2 separate regions of the Homo sapiens genome follow, and region 2 is linked to region 1. The links are chromatin loops, found by intact Hi-C in ENCODE. Cell type or tissue: PC-9. All regions are shown on one strand. Links, peaks and the distances in the headings refer to the core of each region. The heading gives the core; the rest is flanking DNA.

Evidence for each region. A loop is a pair of places that touch in the nucleus more often than their neighbours do. Peaks named below come from ENCODE experiments on the same cell type or tissue, not always from the same donor. Only the 100,000 strongest peaks of a DNase experiment are listed, where the experiment ranks them.
Region 2: a loop joins it to region 1, with 15 times the contacts of the local background. A loop is called at or near these places in 4 of 110 quality-filtered maps.

The regions. Positions count from the first base shown.
Region 1 is chr16:50,394,513-50,399,884 of GRCh38, forward strand. LINC02178 (long intergenic non-protein coding RNA 2178) reads right to left here and starts at 621. Exons shown (of 2, transcript NR_146572.1): 1 at 423-621. RefSeq lists enhancers at 1,666-1,795, 2,416-3,615. In PC-9, for the core only: no CTCF peak of the experiment used is centred there; DNase peaks (open chromatin) are centred at 1,719 and 2,849; H3K4me3 peaks cover 2,248 bases; H3K27ac peaks cover 3,427 bases.
Region 2 is chr16:50,454,860-50,460,231 of GRCh38, forward strand. No RefSeq gene overlaps it. Among named protein-coding and RNA genes, the nearest start is that of LINC02178, 62 kb to the left of the region's middle. RefSeq lists an enhancer at 1-173. In PC-9, for the core only: no CTCF peak of the experiment used is centred there; DNase peaks (open chromatin) are centred at 2,772 and 3,332; H3K27ac peaks cover 2,524 bases.

The DNA.
Region 1 (5,372 bases), core at 73-5,072:
GGCAACAGACCCTTCTTTCCCAGGGGTGCCCAGTCCGTGTAGTTCTGAGGGTGGGGCTGAGCCTGCCATGCATGTGCTGCACAGATCTGACCAGTCAGAGAACTGTATTCCTTGGGCCACAGTGATTGGCTCAGGGACAATCATGTGACACAAGGCAGCCAGAGTTCTCCCCAGAATTTTGCTGCCCTAGTGTTAGCGAAGACAGCTTTCCATCCTCTGAGATCCCCAGTTCTAAGGGTGTTGTAAGCTGGAGTCACTAGAAGCCCACCTTCTCCAGCTACATGAAGGAAGCTATCAACAGTAGAAGAAAATGAGGCCATTATGTCAAAAAAGGCAGAAATAAGACATGGAGTGGGGGTGGTGGGGGGAGAGAGAGAAAGAGAGAGAGAGAGAGAGAGAAATGTGATACCTTAATTACCTACCTTAAGTGTAGCCATGCCTACAACTCTCGTGCTGTATGTGCTTCTGACTGAGTCAATTACCTTTGCTTTTATAAAGATCCGAGTTTGGTTTCTTGCAATCAAAAGAGTCCTGATCAATATGGAAGCTGACTTGGTTACCAAGGGTGCCTGCTGTTGTGTTGACATCACCCTCACTCATAGGGGCTCAGTCTCTTTCATAGATGAACTGCACCATGAGAAAAGGGCTGAGGACCAGGTGGTGAAGGGGCAGGAGTATTTGCCTTGGAGGATTGGAGCTGGTGTGCATTCAGCAGAAATGAGCCTTCCTTGGAGTAGTAGCCATCCAGCTGGGCTTGATTTCAGGGACTTGGAGAAGTGGAGGTGGGAGTTGGTGAGCATTCCAGAAGAAGGGCACAGCATGAGGGAAAGGCTTAAAGTAGAGGAAATGTAAGGTGTATTGAAAGAACAGCAGCTAGTCTTGATTGGCTGAATTGTCAGGCAAATGAGTGATGGAAAGCTGAAGGTGATGAGGCTGGAGAATTATGCTGGAGTCAGAGCATGGACTACAGGAGAGTCAGAGCATGGAGGTTTTGAGTTTCAGGTCTAGGATCTTGGATTTTGTGGCCTAGACAATAGGGAACCATGCAAGTGTTTTGTTTTGTTTTTTTTTGGTGGAAGTTGAAAGATTCAGAGCTGTGTAGTAGATTGTTAAAATGGGGAGGTGAGGCTGGGCCTATAGTCCCAACACTTTTGAAGGCCGAGGCGGGAGGATTGCTTGAGGCCAGAAGTTTGAAACCAGCCTGAGTAACATAGCCAGACCCTGTCTCTAGAAAAGAAAAATAAAAAAATTAGTTAGACTACAGTTTTATCTGTAGTCTGGCACTACAGATAAAAAATTAGTATCTGTAGTCCCAGATACACAGCAGGCTGAGGTGGGAGGATTGCTTGAGCCCAGGACTCCAATGCTACAGTAAGCCGTGATCGTGCCATTGCACTCCAGCCTGGGCTACAGAGTGAGATCTTGTCTCTAAAGGGACACTTCCGGCAGGAAGTGAATCTGGACCTTCTAGGGCCCAAAGTGGCAGAATGAAGTCACACAGGCAAAAACAGAGTCAGAGATAGAGAAGTGAGACCAAGTCCTGAGGCCATGATTGGAGCCCCTGAATCAGACACACCCTAGCCATTTCAGGTACCTGGGACTATGAAATTGAATTGAGTTTTCTATAACCTGCACACAAGAGTCCTGAGCGTATGCAGCTGCAGCAGCAAGTAAGCAACTGACTAGCTCTGTGTGGGCCTGCGTGCTCTCAGAGGAAAGGGAGGAGCAAAAAAGGAAGCAGTGGGCAGGTCCTGAGTACCTGAGAGGTTGGTGATACAGCTAGCAGGGACTGGGCTTATGGGAGAAGAAGCCATTTTTGTGGGGAAGTGCAGAATCTGAAATATCGGCATGAACCAAAGGTGGCTGGCCATTTCTCCACCGTCAGGAGAAAGAAGTGCATTCCAAGACATTTTGTTGAGGACTCGGCCAACTAGCAGAACCCATCCTGGGCCAGAGTTGGCTTCACTCAGTGGAGCCTAGGCATAGAGCAGGACCAGACACTGGCTCTGAGGCCCATGGTTTACCGACTGTATTAGTCAGGGTTCCCTAGAAGGACAGAACTAATAGGATAGATGTATATATGAAAGGGAGTTTATTAAGGAGTATTGACTCACACGATCACAAGGTGAAGTCCCACAGTAGGCTATCTGCAAGCTGAGGAGCAAGGAAGCCAGTCCAAGTCCCAAAACCTCAAAAATAGGGAAGCCGACAGGGCAGCCTTCAGTCTGTGGCTGAAGGCCCTAGAGCCCCTGGCGAACCACTGGTGTAAATCCAAGAGTCCAAAAGCTGAAGAACTTGGAGTCCAATGTTTGAGGGCAGGAAGCACCCAGCACGGGAGAAAGATGGCCGGAAGACTCAGCCAGTCTAGCATTTCCACATTCTTCTGCTTGATTTTATTCTAGCCACACTGGCAGCTGATTAGACCCACCCAGATTGAGGGTGGGTCTGCCTCTCCCAATCCACTGACTCAAATGTTAATCTCCTTTGGCAACACCCTCACAGACACACCCAGGAACAAAACTTTTCATCCTTCAATCTGATCGAGTTGACACTCAATATTAACCATCAGGCCGACTATTCATCAATCAGCATTGTGGCAATGTTCAGCAATGTTTTTCTTTCTGCTTTGCGCAGAGTTCTCTGGGAAGTTAAAGGAACTAGAAACTTTCTTCCTCATAACCGACTGGTAAGGTGAGTTGAGGATTGAGCAGGCTGAGGAGCAGAGTTTACACCCTGCCTCTGCTATACTCTGTCTTCGTGCTCTTGGGCAAATTACTTAGTTGCTTGAAAGATGAATCAGAGATTACCAGGTGGAGGTGATTCAGGGAGCATTCAGGCAGGAGGACTGGCCAGTGGCTAAGGGAAGAGAAGCCCCAGGGGGTGGTGGGTGAGTCATGGGCTCTGATGTCAGTTGGATCTGGGTTCTCATACTGGTTCAAGTGCATGCCCTTAAAACAAGTCCTTCAGCCTCTCTCTCTCAGCTTGCTCACCTAAAAAGTGGACCCAATGATCTCTATCTTGTAAGGTTGATATGAAGATTACTGGAGTAACTTTCCTATAAAGTGCCTGGCACATAATTGATGTTGCATAAATGATTGATTTGGGCCAGGCGTGGTGGCTCATGCCTGTGATCCCAGCACTTTGGGATATCACTTAAGGCCAGAAGTTCGAGACCAGACTTGGGAACTTAGTGAGACCCCCCATCTCAATTAAAAATATTTTAAAGAATGATTGTTTTGCCATTATAAGCCATCTGCAAGCTGAGGAGCAAGGAAGCCAGTCCGAGTCCCAAAACCTCAAAAGAAGGGAAGCCAACAGTGCAGCCTTCAGTCTGTGGCCGAAGGCCTGAGAACCCCTGGCAAACCGCTGGTGTAGATACAAGAGTCCAAAAGCTGAAGAACTTGGAGTCCGATGCTTGAGGACAGGAAGCATTATTTTTTAGTGATTTATTCTGATTCCTCAAGGCACAAAGGCAGTGGAGAAACATGGAGGTGGGTGTATTCATCTGTCTTTATTCAGTTGCACATAAAGGAAACCCAAATAAAACTGGCTTTAGAAGAAACAAAAGGAAGTGGTTGACTCACGTAAGAGTCAAGTACAGAGGTATTAATGGATTTCAGGCATGGCTAGATCTAGGGGCTCAAATAATATCACCAGGATACTGCCTATCTCTCCATCATTTGGCTCTGTTTTCTGTGGCATAGGCTCCTCTCAATGGTGTGCTAGAGCAAATTGTAAAACATTCAGGAATTTTGGGCACCAGTTGGTCATCGTTGGTAGCATGAAACTGGCCATGGTCGGAGTATTTGTATCATGGAAATTGGCAAATGCTATAAATAAGCGCTTTTTTTCTTTTTTTTTTTTGGTGGGAGGAGAGCTTGTTTACCAACACATGACTGCTCCATTCTCAAAAGTCTCTTCCCCTGCCATGGGAAGAAGGCAGCCCGCAGCTACTGGTTGACATCCCACCACCTAGGCTACCACAGTGGAAAGTGAGTATCTCTTTCCCAGAAGTTCCAGGAAATGTCCCAGAGTTGGGTCTCATTGGCCTGGCTTGGATCTCATGCCCATTCGTGACATAGCAACTGAGGCCAGGGTGTGGAGTGTACTGACTGTCTTGTGTCCCTTCTGGAACTGTGAGATGGGGTCAGCTCCACCTGAACCGTGTGGAGTGAGAGTGGGTATAGATGGTTCCCTTTACTGTCACGAGCAACCACAGACCCTGGTGGCACACAAAACAGGAAATGTTTATTGTTCACACATCTGCAGGTTGGCTGGAGGGTCTGCTCCAGGCTGGGCTTGTCTGGGGTAGTTAGTGGGGACAGCTCTGCTCTTCTCTCTCCTTCTCCTTCGGGGACCAACTGACCAACCCAGATTGTTCACCTTCTGGTGACAGCAGAGTCACAACACAGCAAGAAGGAACAGCGATGTACTTGCAAGGCCTAGGGATAGACTAGCACACCGTTACTTCCGCCTCATTCCGTTGACCAAAGCACGTTACAAGACTGAGGCTGGGATATAAACTTTGCTTCTTCTTCTCCTTGTTTTTTTTTTTTTTTGTTTTGTTTTTTGTTTTTTTTTTTTTTGAGGTGGAGTCTCGCTCTGTCACCCAGGCTGTAGTGCAGTGGCGCGATCTTGGCTCACTGCAACCTCTGCCTCCCAGGTTCAAGGGATTCTCCTGCCTCAGCCTCCCTGCTAGCTGGGATTATGGGATTACAGGGCCCTGCCACCACACCCAGCTAATTTATTTTTTCTTTTTAGTAGAAACAGGGTTTCGTCATGTTGGTCAGGCTGGTCTCAAACTCCTGACCTCAAGTGATCCTTCTGCGTTGCCTCCCAAAGTGCTGGTATTACAGGCATGAGCCACTGTGCCCAGCCAAATTTTGCTTCTTTAGTGAGATAGACTGTAATGACAGATGGTGGAGGGAATAGATGTGGAGACGGGAGAAAAATTGCAAATATTGCAACTTACCACCTTCCTTAAGGAAGATCAGGGCACTGCCAAAAGTAGAGAGGGCTGGAGGATAGGGGGATATAAGCCATAGATGTTCCCTGAGGGTATTAGGAAGGGTGGGGGGACTCTGATGTGGCTGTGGCCTGGGTGTGGGAGGGATAAGGGTAAGAGGGGAGGCCAAAAGGAGTATAAGGTAAGGATGAGCCTGGGCCCCGGCACACCACCCTCGTGGGCTGGGTGACTGCACCTCATCTCCAGGCTCAGGGGAGCTGTCTTAACTTTTTCTTTTTCTTTTGTTTTCTTTTTTCTTTTCTTTTCTTCTCTTTTTTTCTTTTGTTTCTTTTCTTTTCTCCTTCCTTCCTTCCTTCCCTTTCTTTCTTTCTTTCTTTTTTTTTTTTGTGTGTGTGTGTGACAGGGT
Region 2 (5,372 bases), core at 172-5,171, 60 kb after region 1:
CTAATTTTTTGTATTTTTAGTAGACACAGGGTTTCACTGTGTTAGCCAGGATGGTCTCCATCTCTTGACCTTGTGATCTGCCTGCCTTGGCCTCCCAAAGTGCTGGGATTACAGGCGTGAGCCACTGCGACTGGCCAGGTTCTCTCTTTACAAGGAGCCAGAAGACAGCCTGAGAATGGGGCCATTTCAGCATCCAAAGGTGGACAAGGCTGGGGATCGGTCTTAGCGCTGAGCAGAGGGGGAAAAGACCCCTCCCTCCACCTTGTGGGGATCTTGGGGAGCATGACGAAGCTGGCCCCTACACAGAAAATTTTCTTTGCTCTCTACTTTAGGAAACACTGGCTGCAGTTATTGAGAACAGGAACCCTGTCCCTTTCCCCTTGGGTGTAACAAGTGTGACTGGCACTCAGCTCTGAAGGCTGACCCTTTGGCCCCCTGCTACAACCTCTGTGGCTCTTTCTGGAGGCTTTGTTTGGCTGCTGGGACTTGCATAGCAAAAGTATGGAAGAGCCAACATCCCTGGGATCAGACTTCAACCAATGCCTGACAGCATCCCTACCCCTTGGTGGGACAACTCTCTTACAGTCCCCAGTGAGCCTCAGCCCCAGGGGCCCGCAGCGGTGACCTGCTCGTCCATGCACCCCGACTGGCTCCCTTCCCTCCCCCCATCTCTTGCCTCTTGCCAGTGCTTCCTAGAACCACCTCCCAGATAAACTCCCAGTTTTCAAATCCTTGTCTCAGGATGTGGTTCTGGGGAGCCTGGCCTCAGGCAATAGAGGTAGCAGAACTAAAACAATTATGGGCTGGGCAGTCTGATCTTCACGAGCCACTGCACAGTCTGAGGTGAGAATACTCCATTATACTGCCCTGCCCTGGGGCACCAGCAAATCTGGCCAACTTCTCCCTGGCGCAGGGCCTTCTATTTATTTTTTCAATTTGATTTTCTTGTATTTTTCACACCATAAAACGTAGAACTGTGGCTTGGGTTTCACAGTTTACTAGCTGATTCCATGTGCTTTTGACAGTTCTGATGTGTTTTTGACTGTCGCTATATATATATGTGTGTGTGTGTGTGTGTGTGTGTGTGTGTGTGTGTGTTCCCTTGAAGCTACACTTCCTCATGCTCCCCATTCCCCAGCCCAAGAAGCCTCTGTGAGAGCCAGGGGAGTGGCTCCGAGGAGAGGAGATGAGAAGGCAGAGGAGCTGGGAAGGTCCCCAGGTCTCCTCTCACAAAAACTGGGCTCACCTCCTCCAACCAGAATCTGCAGCCACATCGCGCTACTGTGACAAGGGGATGAGTTTGCTAAGTTGTCACTTGGTGGATGGATACCTGCCAGCAAATTCGACTGTGATTATGACGGAGTCATGTTGCAGCTGTGTAAATTTGGTTTCTGGTGGTTTGTCTGGAAGATGGTCCCAGGAAACGCCAGCAAAGGCATAGGTTGGTGAGATGGGGAAAGGAAGGCAGGCAATACCAGGCATGTTGTCCATCCAGGTGCCCATGTGGACAGCTGGAATGCAATCTTGCTGTGGAATCTGGGAAGCAGTGTGGAAGACATACTTCTGAGTTCTCCCACCTCACCAAGCAGGAGGGATCTGGGGTATTTAGACACAAGTTTGAGGGCTGCTCCCAGGGAGTGTTAATTTTCTAGCAGCTTGGGGCTCTGGCCATCAGAGAAGCCCTCGGGTAGAGAGATGTGGATGTTGGAGGGAGAAAGCCCAGACATCTGGGGAGGATGCCACCAGCACCTGCTCCACTCCTTTCTGGAAGCTCTCCACAGCTCATGCAGTCCTCAGTCTTGACCTTCCAGGCCCTTCACCACTGGTTATCCACCCACGTGCCAGCCTCGCCTCTCACCCCACAAACCATCTTCAGTGTGGGCTCCTCAGGCATCCCTTTCCCTTTCTGGAATCCTAACCTCATCCTCTCCATCTTTCTGAGTCAGCCTTCACTGATCAGCCCTGGTTCCTCTTCCTTTCTCTAGCTCTCGCATCCAGAAGGCTCTGGGAGCTCAGATTCTCAGTAACATCAACTTTGTCCATAACTCGGGCTGGATGCCATTGGTGTTCTCACTCCCAGAACATGACTTGTTTCTTACCCAGCTCTGATTCTCAGTGCCACAACAGAGTCTCACACAGCAGGTGCTCAATAAATGCCTATCATTATTGCTGATGATATGCTGATGGTAGCAAAGATGGCGAGGCCTCCAAAGAGCAGGTGATGGGTCTTGCACCTTAGCTAACTGCTCTGTTTCTTTTTCTTTTTTAAATTTTCATTTGTTTGGATTTAAACAAATGATCTCACTCTGTTGCCTAAGCTGGAGAGCAGTGGCGCAATCACAGGTCACTGCAAGCCTTGACCTCCTGGGCTCAAGTGATCCTCCCAGCTCAGCCTCCCAGGTAGCTGGGACTACAGGTGTGCACTCCCACACCTGGCTAATTTTTGTATTTTTAGTAGAGATGGGGTATTGCCATGTTGCTCAGGCTGGTCTTGAACTCCTAGGCTCAAGCAAGCTGCCCATCTTGGCCTCCCAAAGTCGGTTTCTTCTTGACAAGTCACTCGGTTTCTCTGAATCTGCTTTCCTGTTTTCACTAAGTGGTTCTTTTTCCTCCTGGGCACCACAGCTAAACCACACTTCCCTGCCTGCCATGTGACTGGCAACAAAATTTGGGCCGAAGGGAATCCCCACCCCAGGCTTGTCCTGGAAAACCATCTCAGGCACGACCCTTTATTGTCCTTTTCTGTGAGACTAAAGACAGAAGGAGCATGGCCCTTGAGTCACCACTGAAGAAAAGCCGCCCCAGGGAGCCCCACCCACAGACACTACCCTTATAGGCTACTGGGTGAACAGGAAATAAACTTTTATTGTTTTAAGCCACTGAAGTTTTAGGATGATTAGAGCATTCTGTCTAATCTGATGAATGTGGAAGTCTTTAAAGTGAGAATATCAACATCGGTGGGCTGTCACCAAGATTAATGACAGAAACTGTTTAAAAGATGCTCAGTGAGTGTTCCTTCTCTTCCTCTCTAGAAAACTATAAGACACTCCAGTCTTTAAGAATGATGTCCACAGCACACTCAGCTTGCTCTGAAACGTAGTGTCTGGGAATGTCGTGCAGCTCTTTAATTCAAAGTAGATCCTTATGGACCATGCAGCAGACTTGGCTGTGAACCATCCATCTCTATAGATGGGGGTGCTGGAATCATCAGAGGCATTCGAACCAGAGCGACTCCATCTTGAATAGAGGCTGGGAGAAAATAAGGCTGAGACCTACTGGGCTGCATTCCCAGGAGGTGAGGCATTCTAAGTCACAGGATGAGATGGGAGGTCGGCACAAGGTACAGGTCACAAAGAACCTTTCTGATAAAACAGGAGGCAGTAAAGAAGCTGGCCAAAACCAAGATGGCCACAAAAGTGACTTCTGGTTTTCCTCACTGCTCACTATACCCTAATTACAATGCATTAGCATGCTAAAAGGCACCCCTACTAGCACCATGACAGTTTACAAATGTCACGGCAATGCCAGGAAGTTGCCCTATATGGTCTAAAAGGGGAAGGAACCCTTAGTTCAGGGAATTGCCCGCCCCTTTCCTGGGAAACTCATGAATAATCCACCCCTTGTTTAGTATGTAATCAAGAAATAACTACAAGTATAATCAGTGAACAGCCCAAGCCACTGCTCTGCCTACGGAGTAGCCATTCTTTGATTCCTTTACTTTCTTAATAAACTTGCATAGACTTTACTTATGGACTTGCCCTGAATTCTTTCTTGTGCGAGGTCCAAGAATCCTCTCTTGGGGTCTGGATCGGGATCCCTTTCCAGTAACAGAATGGTCACTGTGCCTATCTGGATGTTGGTTACTGCATCGGTGACATCTCTGCTCATCTGCCACCTGGCTTGCTCTTTCTCCTGCCTCCAATCTGCGCTCGAGAATGCCAAGGCATAATCATGACATTAACCACAAACAACTTCTTGAGCACTTACTAAGTGTCAGTCATTGCACGGAGCACTACATGCATTTCGTCACTGAATCTTCTCTAAGTGGGTCCTCTTGTTATCTCTATTCTAAAGAGAGACTTAGAGAGGTTTGCCAACTTACACAACACATAAGAGGCAAGGATGGTGGTTGGGCCAGCAGCTGCAGGTAGGCTGGATAATTTGTTTGATAAAAGATGCAGGTGTTCCTTTTTCAACTAGCCAGCCAGGTGCCGACCACATCAACCAGGCTCGACCCTGACATTTTTATCCCTTGGCTTGGGCTGGAGCCCGCTCTCATCTGCCTTTAGGACAAGAAAGCCCCCTCCAGCCCCCTTCAGCATTCATCCTGAAGTCTGGCCACCCTCCCTGTCGCCGTGCCGGTGGCTGGGAGCTTTCATTTGAGTGGAATTTAGCCGAGGACTTTTGTAGCACTTCATTTACATGTATGCCAACAAGCTGAGATGTGCGGCAACCTTGGAACACTTTCAAAGGCGGGAATAATTCCTCTGAAATAGGTCTTCCGAAAGCTTTATCTTGTCCTTTCTCTTTTTGTTAATCTTGGAGCCCCTTAGCATGTCAAAGCAATTTTTCTAATGTCACTTCTCCTAGACATTAGCATGAAAGGGCTTTAAGAGATGATTTGAGAAAGAATAAATGTTGAATGAGCATTTATTATAGAGTCGTTTATGCTACATTTGCATTTTGACTCTATTTCTGCCATGCAGGATGGAGAAGCAGGCTGATTTGAAAGTCAATGGTGTCTAAACAGGCGACGCTACAACACTGTTTACACTCAGCTGTTTCCTCCACGAATTCATTTACAAAAAAAGATTTCATTAGGCTGATTTGTTTGCGGGAATGAGATTAAGCCAAATTTGCGTGCCTTAACACAGAGATGGAATTGACCCAGTCGTCAGGAGGCCGTGGGGCGAAGGCAGGGGAGTCTCATTCTGAGTCCCAATTTCTTTCTGAGCACCTCTAAGGAAATTAATTAATGGTGTCTGCCTCCTTCAGGAAGCTGGCCTGCCGCGTGTGCCATAATGTGCAGTGGTCAAGAGCCCAGCCTGTGAGCAGGGGCTGCTTGGGTTTGGCTCTAGCCTCGGCCACTTCTCTTTGTCTTGCAGTGTTAAATGGTGAATAGATAGAATGTGTCTAGTACAATGCCTGGCACGCAGTAGTCACTTTTAGCTGTTAGTCATATTTTCATTGCTTTTTGGCCTGTGAGACTTAGCCAGGGTTCCAGAGAGATGACCCGGAAGCCCTTGCTTTGGAGCAAGTATAGACTTTTCCATCTTTTCTCCTGGAGCAAGCTCATTCTATGGGTCCCAGACACAGGCAGGTGGATGTAAGTGGGTTCTGGAGCTATGGGTGTCTTAGGGATTGCTTCGGGC